Regions from separate parts of the Homo sapiens genome. Here region 1 is linked to region 2. A link is a contact called in ENCODE Hi-C or POLR2A ChIA-PET data. All regions are on one chromosome and are shown on one strand. Each heading gives the region's core, a stretch centred on a gene start or an enhancer-like site at or near the end of the contact. The rest is flanking DNA. Distances are from core to core; before and after follow the strand shown. Region 1 overlaps ZNF618 (zinc finger protein 618). Region 2 overlaps ZNF618 (zinc finger protein 618).

The links. A loop is a pair of places that touch in the nucleus more often than their neighbours do. ChIA-PET counts read pairs that join two places held with the same protein, here RNA polymerase II (POLR2A). Pooled maps may share reads with other maps.
Region 1: a loop to region 2 is called in a map of aorta, with 2.3 times the contacts of the local background. The contact joins two enhancer-like sites. A Hi-C loop is called at or near these places in 4 of 168 maps with a recorded cell type or tissue (aorta, ascending aorta, endothelial cell of hepatic sinusoid and 1 more) and 3 of 50 pooled maps. POLR2A ChIA-PET finds 5 or more read pairs at or near these places in 1 of 52 experiments (H1).

The regions. Positions count from the first base shown.
Region 1 is chr9:113,989,831-113,994,519 of GRCh38, forward strand. The region is part of intron 3 of ZNF618 (zinc finger protein 618); the gene reads left to right. Among named protein-coding and RNA genes, the nearest start is that of AMBP, 86 kb to the right of the region's middle. Within about 2 kb of position 2,786, at least 13 of the 41 ENCODE cell types and tissues checked have a DNase peak (open chromatin) inside an H3K27ac peak, as active enhancers do; they include ascending aorta, where a contact is called at or near this core.
Region 2 is chr9:113,912,091-113,916,662 of GRCh38, forward strand. All of the region lies in intron 1 of ZNF618 (zinc finger protein 618), which reads left to right. Among named protein-coding and RNA genes, the nearest start is that of ZNF618, 38 kb to the left of the region's middle. Within about 2 kb of position 1,486, at least 6 of the 41 ENCODE cell types and tissues checked have a DNase peak (open chromatin) inside an H3K27ac peak, as active enhancers do; they include ascending aorta, where a contact is called at or near this core.

The DNA.
Region 1 (4,689 bases), core at 1,536-4,035, 79 kb after region 2:
CTGGGTCATGGCAGCATCCTGCTAACAGCCATGCTTTTGCAGCTTGCCTGCCCCCTGCCCTGGCTGCCAGGAGGCCTTGGCCAAAACAGAACACCGACCATGTTGCTCCCCTGCTTATACCCTGGGACTCCCTACTGTCTCTAGAGTCGAGGCCAGAGCATTAAGAGCCTCCATAACCTGAACCTTCTAGCCCCATTTCTTGCTTCTGGTCTTCCCAGACCTTTCATTCCAGTGTAGTCTGCTCTTCCTGTACTTTGTGTATGCTGTTGCCTCTCCCAGGAATGCCTTCCCCCATTTCCACTTGCCCAAATCCAACCTATCCTTCGAGGCCAACTCCAGTGCCACCTCCTCCCAGAAGACTTCCTTGATCTCTTCTGGTGAGAGTGGGCTGTTTCTACCCTGCTCCTCAGTTGGTGCACTTTCTACTTTCTTTTTAGATTAGAGGGGCCCTGTCTGTGCCTGCCTCTTCCATGAAAGTGGAAACCCCTAGAGATTGGGGCTCCAGGACCTGCCTGATTTATGTCTCCATGTTCCCTGCTTCCACTCTGTAATACCAAACAAAGTATTGGTTTCTGGGAGTGGTAATGTTGACACTGGTGCTGCAGCTGTCAAGGTGGGGCCAGGTTATGCTGCAGTAACAAAAGATCCTGAAAGGTACAAGATATCTTAGTAGCTCAAAACCACAGCAGTTTATTTCTTGTTCACACTACACGTCCATTGTGGGTCAAGAGGGACCTCTGCTCCCCTCTGGTCCCAGACTAAAAGCTGTCATGTAGAATGCTGCCAGCCAAGTGACAGAGGGAAAGCACGCTGTGGAGAGACTTACGCTGGCAATTAACTGCTGCAGCCAGAGAGAGAGGTGTTAATTCCGCTCACAGTCATTGGTTGGAACTAGTCACACGGCCCCACCCAACCTCAAAGAGGCTGGGAAATGCCGTCCTCCCATGTGACAGAATAGGGGTGAACCAGGAATGTTTGGGGAGGCGCAGGAGTGACTTAGGCCAGTGTGGAATGAGAGAGTGAGTCTTTTCAGGGGCCTGCGCTGACGTTTCTCCATCAGTATTCACTCCCTGAGGCCAGGGACTGTGTTAATCACTGGTGGATTTGTTAGTTAATGGAGAAGACCTGCACTTGCTCTCTTTGGTATCTGTGTGTGTTAAGACTCATTAGACCCAGTAGCTGTTTCTGCCCTTCACCAGGAGATGCCCAGGAAAGGATGGTTGAATCTGAATCCTGGGATAGAGCCAGCAGTCTGGATTCAGTGGGGAAAGCTCTGGGCAGCTAGGCCAGGGAAATGCTGGGAATCTTCCTTAGGCCAGCTGCCTGCACAGTGAGAGCCCCAGGACCCGTGAGCCTCATGCCAGCCACCGATGCTGATTCCAGCTGAGCTGCTGCTCAGCAGCAGGGTCCTTGGCCTCACTGTACCTTAGTGTCCTCCTGTGTTACATGAGGCATGGCCCCTGTCCCGGCCACCTCATGGGCGTGGCCATCCAAGGCGGCAGTGGAAGGAAACAGTGTTGCCTGAGGAGAATGAGCTGGGATCCTTGGACTGGGAGTGAATCCAGGCTCCATGACTTAACTGGTGTGCTACCTCAGGCCCTGTCTGTCTCAGTTCTTACAATTATGAAATCATCAGGCTATCTGAGTATTCAATGAGATAATGTATGTGAAGTGCTCAACATTGTGCTTAGTAAACAAGTAGCTAGTATTCTCAGTACTACTAATATTAACAGTATAAAATGCCTCTTCAAGAGGAAGGGATAGTCATTGTTTCTGCTTTTTCCCATCTAAGAAGTAAGCTATTGTGATATATTGAAACGATGGGATGGGGAATAAAGTCGGTGCAGGATAAGGTATTAGAAGACAGGGATTCCAAGTGGGCTTCAGTTTTCTCCCCTGGGAACTGGACTGGGAAACCTGTCTGGACCTTGGTGTTCCTTCTAGTACTGCTTCCCTCCAATTCAGGGACTTTGAGGATCTTGTAATCTGCTTTGGGCAGACCCCTGTGAAAAAGATGTAGAAGCCCCAGTGACAAGGGACGTGTGGAGCTGCCATGGTGTAGCCCTACGGAAGCAGGGCCAGAGTGCTCCCTGCTGTCACGGCAGCTCATCTTGCATGCTGGAAGTCAGGCTTTTCTGCCTAGGGATGGGGGTTTTCTTCCAAGGGTCAGGCTCAGAGGAAGCTGGCTTGGCCTCATCACCAGGAAAGAAAGGCATTTAAAAACAAAATCAGTGTTAGAGTTGAACCTTTTGGACTCCTCTCATCTCAAGATGGCAAGTAGATTTTGTGGGTTAAGTCCAAGCAGTTGCTACTGGCTGTAAGGAGTTCTCTGTTGAGGATTCTAAAGGGTGGCATGATTGATTGTTGGTGTCTGCCCTGGATGTAGAAGTGGGCAGTGGAGCTATGCATGCTGTCAATTTGGTACCCATGACCTCCTTATTTTATAGAGGGGCAGACAAGGCCTGAGGAAAGGATGAGAGTTGCCCAGGGTCACCCAGGAAGTTGGTGACATTTTCTTTCGTGTTATGAAGGGCCTACCACAACACCTACCTCCTACCTGCTTCTGAAAGTGTATGAAGGAGGGAAAGCTCTCCCAGGGACCTGGCTGGGGTGGGGTGCTGGTTAGAGCTTGCTTTTAAGTGAGCCCCTGCTGCAGTGTGCATTCGTTGTCCTGGTCACCGGGCATGGGGGAGTTAACGTGTTCCTGGGGCACTTGGCGGGGAGTGCTGGGTGCTGTGGTGCCCAGGGCCTCCTGAGTACTTCGCTAACCCAGCCTCGCTCCGGGCTCAGAGACGGGCTCTGTTGCTGAGTAGAAGAGTGTTCCTGTTCAGTCACCCAGTGCTGCGCCATGAGGGAGCCTCCCCGAGTCCACACTGGCCCTTTAATAGCCATCAGACAAACAATGTTCCCAGTGACACAAACATCATCCAAGGCACTTCCCGTGGGGGAGCCCGGGTCATGGACACACAGATGGCATTTGGCAGCTTCTCCTGCTGGAGTCAGGAGGGGCATCAGTGCCCAGGAGGCTGGCTGCCAAGTTCGCAATGGTTGCTGCTGCTTCCCTGCTGCCCAGAGAATTCCCTGTGCTGAGAAGGGTGTCTCTCACTCCGAGAAAGAAAGTCACTGCCATTGGAGCTGGTGCAGGGTTTGGGGGCAAGACCAAGAGCTTCCTTTTATAGTAAGAAGAGCAGAGATGATAGATACTAAACTTAATAACTTTGCTGGATAAAAGCAGAAATGAAAGAAAGGAAGTTAACAGACGCCTGCACCCATCTGACAGGCTGCAGGAACAGCTCTGTACAGCAGCCCCAAGAAGGAAGGGCAGACCACACTTGAGGTTTCAGGGGCTCCTCTAGGAGGAGGAGCAAACACAAGGCACTACCATTGCTCCTGCCGTGCCAAGGGCCTCCTGAGGACTTCGCTCACCCAGCCTCGCTCCGGGTTCATGGCAGTCCCATGTTCATGGCAGACACTGCGAATTGATTACTGTACATTGTCCAATGATGCACCTCAGAATCCTTCTCAACACAGTATGCCAAGAGGTCTCTGCCAGTCAGCTAGAATTGAAAAATTAGAAGTGGAAACCTACTTGCCATTCTTCTTGATGAAGATAAGGCAAGTTGGGTTTACAACAGTGAGAGCATCCAGCCCTTAGACTATTTCCTGGCTCTGAGAGATAAGGATGCCCGCATCCCATTATGGTGGTCCAGGTGTACTGTTAAGCAGTGGGTACTCTTTCCTATGCTGTGAAACCACTGGTCCTTAATCCTGAGGTGTTTACTAATGAGGGAGTCCAGGGAGAGCAGTAGGGGCCCAGAGACCCGAGACTTAACTGAGTTTCCTCAGTAGCAGTGCAGGAGACCGTGGAGGGAATGAGTGACCCAGACTTGACCCCTCTTCAGATGAGGGACAGGGACCAACTGGGTTATTCCCCGATAGTGGAGACCTGAAGAGGGGGATAATGGAATCTAAATATTCACAACTTACAGCATTTTGCAAGGTGCGCATGGAGCAGACACATTCCAGGGTGTCCTAGCCAATACGGAGAAGTCTCCAGGAGGGGATTTCAACTCAGTAAAAGGAAGGACTTCGTGTGATCATGGGAACTGTTTGGTAACTGGACATAAGCCTGTGAGGGAGTGAGTTCCCCGTCCTGACATAGGTGATCAGGGAGGGTCACTGGACAAAGTGCAGGAGCGGGAGTCAAGGATGAGATAGATGGGAGACTGGATTCTGCAAGGATGTTTCTAGGCAGCAAGCTTTCAGGACCGAGGTACAGAGGTGTTCTCACACACATAGGGCAGCCCAGAGAGCCAGGAAAAGAGGAGGAAGGAGCTCCAACCAGGAGGCAGCAGCCAGGCTATGGCGCTGGAAGGAGCAGCAGAAGAGCTTGACAGTCATTCAGACACAGCCACGTGGGTTTCAGCCTGTGACAGACCCAGGCAGCGTAGGTGCCAGGTCCTGCTTCATCGTGCCAGCTGATAGTTCGTTTCCTGTTTCAATAGGTTGTTGGCAGGGCCTCACACAAGAGCCTGCCAGAACCAACACTCAGCTCTTTGCTGCAGCCACTCGGAAAGGAGGAGTTCTGGCCACCCTCCCAGGCGCGTCCTGTCTCTGCTACTGACGCTTCCTCTTGGGGTCTGAAGGGTTAGAGGGTCCCTGTTAGAAAGGGCCCTTGGGCTGTAAGTC
Region 2 (4,572 bases), core at 236-2,735:
TACTGCCACCGACCACACTTTGTGTGGCAGGAGCCAGCCTCTGCTTCAAGGGAAGTTGAGGCTAAGGAGATTGGAGGAATGGTGAGGAGTGGCCATTTCCCAGCCAGACCAGTGAGTGGCTCCCATGCTGGGGCACTGATCCCACTCTTGCTGCCCCTGTCCCCTGAGAACATACAGGAGAAGGCAGCATTCATCTACACAAAGGGATCTCCTCCATTTAAATTTGATTAGGATGGGATTAGGATGGGATTTCAGCAACTCAGGCCTGGCAGATGCAGGCAGCAGACGTGTGCTTAGTGCTGGGATATGGGTGGGGCCAGGGTAAGAGCCAGTTTAGGAAAGAAACTGTCAGAGAATATGGTGAATCATTTTAAATGTGAGTGAGTGACAGTCTTTCTAGGATGCAAGGGGTTAAGCAGGCAGCAGGCACAGCCTCCCCGGAGCCAAAGGGGGAACTCAGGAGTAAGTCGGGACTGCCTAATTAATTCAATTAAACTATTTTATAAGCTCTGCTGGTGTCAGTAAATTGTTAAAGTCTATTAAAAAATCAGTGGAACGTGATGAGGGTTGGGGATGCCACATCACCTTCCTAGAGTTCCTCCCCTCGTCTTCCTCCCCTGTCGTGGGATGCACCAAAGGAGGGATGGGAAGGTGTCAGAGGCCCTGTCTGGTGCTGCCACTGACCTCTGTGGGTGCCAAGACAGATCCCACCCCCCTTGGCCTCATTTTCCCCATCTGTACAGTTAAGTGATGGACCAGCGCTTTAACATCCCTTTAGCAACAGTTACGAGGATTTTCTGATCTCTTCTGGCCTGGGCTGTTTTGTACCAGGGAACCTTGGGCCTTCAAGAAAACCCTCCAAGGTCAGAGGCGGCTGTTACTCCAGACATTCTGCTTGGTCTCTGCTCTTCCTTCACAGCAAGTTCATCTGGACAGTTTCCAGGGGCAGCTGTCAGGGCAAGTGATCTATAAGGGAGGTTCAAACTCTGGAAACGGGAGAGTGAGCAGAGTGGATTTCACCAGGAACCGCTGCCACGTGTAAGAGCTGCTTTCTCTAACGCCTGTGCTGAGTGAAGGGAAGCTGCCCCTAGAATCTCACTCAGTGCCCACCTGCCCACACGCAGGGAGGTGGTATTCCCCCCTTTTACAGATGAGGATACTGAGGCTCACAGGGTTGAAGCGATCTCAGTGTTAACTGGTAAGTGGTAGAGTTGAGATTTGAATTCAGGATTGCTGTCCCTCAAAGTCTGTGCGGTTGACCGCCTTCTTCTGCAGATAGATTTAACATAAAGCTACATCCCCCTGACAAACCCTGCAATGTGCAGCATTGGAGTCACGGGAAAGAAAACACTAGCAATGTTCTTTAGCCAGTATCCAGTTGTGAGGAACCTGCAGGAGGGGGCGACAGCCCTACCCTTGGAGGTATGAAAGCAGTTGCTGGCTGACCACTAAGGCAGGCCTCTTAGAGCCAAGATCCTGCAGCTCTGGGCCCAGCTGTTGCTTCATACTTTTCAGCAGTTTATGCCAGGCTTGGGAACTTGGCAGATATCACTCCTTGGTTCTTGAACACTGCAGTCAGTGTCTATCTTTGGTCAGATCTTGTTTGGCTAAACCAGTAGGGCAGGCAGCAATGGTCTTGAGGGAGGGAGGGTGGGTGCTGTGGAAAGACTGTTGTCTTGGGTTTGAGGGTAGACTTAATGAGCTGTGGATCTTTGGCAAGTCCCTTTCTCTCCTAATCTTAGAAGTTGAGGCTTGTTGCCCTTACTTCTGAAATGTGGCTCAGGCTGTATGCTCCACGGGGACATGGGAGAGGAAGGTGGAGGTGAATTGAGGGCTAGATAAACCTGTGAATGGAACACACTGTGTCTTAGAAATTCACAGTGGCCATTGGGTCTTTAAAGGCTCTGAAAAGTCCTGCAGCAAAGAAAATAGATGAATTTTGTTTATTCAGCCTCCCCCAACCTGGACCACCCTTTCCCCCTCTAAGCACACTTTTTATTTAACATGCTGCTGGCTAATATAAGGAGACATGAACACTGAGTTATTACCCCAGGAGAGAGCTGCTTTTTAAGGCGGTTGCTCCCCCGGTTCTTTCTGTGATGAGAACACCCTTTCTGTAAATGGGATAAATTGGCCCTTAGCAAGGTAGTGTCTAAGTCTTCTAAGTCGGGTTTCCTTAAACCAAAGTCCATGTTTGTTCCAGGATCCCAGAGGCCTGCCAAATTCCAAGAGCCTCTTTTGGTTCCCTCTGGCAGCCAGGCCTTCAAGACGCAGGATATAGGCACCTTGGGGCTCTCCTCACGTGCGCTTCTCTGTAGAGCCATTAATCTCAGAGCCACTAAGCACTGAAGCAGAAGAACCCATTGGGTGGGACTTTAAAGTTGCCTCAGTGTATGCAACAAAATCCCAATCATTCGGAGTTGCCGGTTTATGATTTTGTAAACTGCAGTTGACCTTTCCAAAAGATTTGCTAGGGAAAATGCTAGTGTAAAGAAGATCTTCAGGGGAAGAGCTCTAAGGTGTGTAAGGAATCATTCTATTTTTAAGCCTTTTGAATGCTCCCATTGGAATATAAACACTATGCTAATTATAAAAACATCTTTTCTGTTCCAAACGGGTGTAACAAGATAGAGAGGGCTGGGTAGGGGAAGGGAGGAGTGTTTAAACAGAGGTTGAACCAGAGATCAAACACCATCTGGCCACAATAGTTGCTCATCTTTAAAAATTCTGATGTCCCACCTGTTTTGACAACTTGGATGTAACAGTCAGTAGGAGCGAGCTTGACTGGCCCCCTCATCTTCCCAGCACTGGCCTCCAACCTGACTGGCTCATGAAACTTACCTGCATAGCCCCTGATCCTTTGAAATTTGCACCCCTGTCTAAGAACAGTTTTCTCTAATATTTTAAGGGCACAGTTAGCATAAAATTGCTCATTTTCTCTTCATTTAACTATAGAGGGAAAATCTTCTACCTTACTTAGCAAAACTTTCAAAGATAAACAGTTTTAGCAGCAACTGACCATTATTGAGCACCTACTATGCATCAGGCTTTGTGCAAGGCGCTGGAGTTTGGCCTCCATGTAGCTTGCTGCCTGCTATGGTCGGCATCACTGAGTGCATCTGAGGTTGCTTTCTAGCCACCAGCCAGGTGTCACTCAAAGCTTCTGCCCTGCCTGTCGTATGGTGGACCTCAGCAGAAGATTCTGAAATAGTGGAAGTGGTTCTTGCTGTTGACATCCGCTACTGTCAAAGATGAGATGAAGGACTAGATGAGCCCCTGAGAAGTCAGGCCGTTGGTTCCCTTTGAGCTTTGTGGATGCCAAGGTGAAGGGGTGGAGGAACTGGGGGGAGACTGGTGGCTTGAGGAGGGTCAGGGACACCAGCTGGAGGAGGTGTGCAGGCTTGTGGGTAGTTAATGCTGAGATTGGTAAAGGGGAAAGATAAAGCCATCCGAGACTCTAAGGAAAAGGTAGAAAGATTCTAATTAGCCAAGGCTTTGTATGCAAATGGCATTTCAAGATGCTTAAAAATACCTTTTGAGGGAAGCTGAAAATATTAGGTGGTCTACTTGAGCAGGGAGTATTTGGGGAGTGGTGGGACATAAAAGGTGTGTGTGGGGTTTCTGGGGGAAGGAGGAAAGGAGGGAGGGATAGAGAGAGGTAGATGGATGGACAGATAGACAGACAGACAGATACTAGCTATTCTTGTGGACGACCCTGTAAACCAGGTAGAGAATTTTGCTAACCAAGGAAATGAATAATCCCCATGAGGGCACAGCCTGTGTTTGCTTTATTCATTACTATGTCCTCTGTTCCCAGCAAGGGCTAGACATAGTAGATGCTTATTAAATATTCGTTGAGTGAATGAATAATGATAATTATAGTATTTATCACATTTATCTTTATGGCAGCAGCTATATAAGGAGATAGTATTATCTCTTTGTGCTGACAAAGGTGGGCCATTCTGAGACATGCGCGTGTGTCTGTGTGTGTGTGTGTGTGTGTGTCTGTGTGACTGTGTGTGTGTATTGCAGTGTTGGAGAGAAGGGCAGGAACACCCGAAAGCTTTTTTTGCAACAGCTCTGTGAAATATTGATCAATTTGATTCCATTGTATGACCCAGGGACAATTTTACTAGCAGAAAATATGACCGTGTTATATGGCTGCAATAAAAAATCACAGCCATGAGCTCAGGCCCAGAAAACGAAACAAGCTGATGATGTAGCCTGGACCGGTGGATTCCGCATCTTTCTGCTAGAGTTCATTTGCTGTTTGTGCCTTCGTGGTCCTGATGATAAGGTTACAGGTCTCAGCCAAAAACTTAAGAAGAGCCTAAAACTGATTTCAGTTTGACCCCTCATAAGCTTCTCTTGCAGTTAGGAAATGCCCACTGTTGTTCTGTTGTAGAGGTAAGTGTACCAGTCTAGGTTGGGAGCTGTCCCGTGGAAAGGGAAGGGCACTGAAGGTTTTGAAGCAGAGACATGATTGATCAATGAGTATCATGGCACTTAACCGTGGAGAGTTAAGAATCATGCAGGTGGCAGTTACCCTGGTGTGAGCGTGCCTAGAAGATG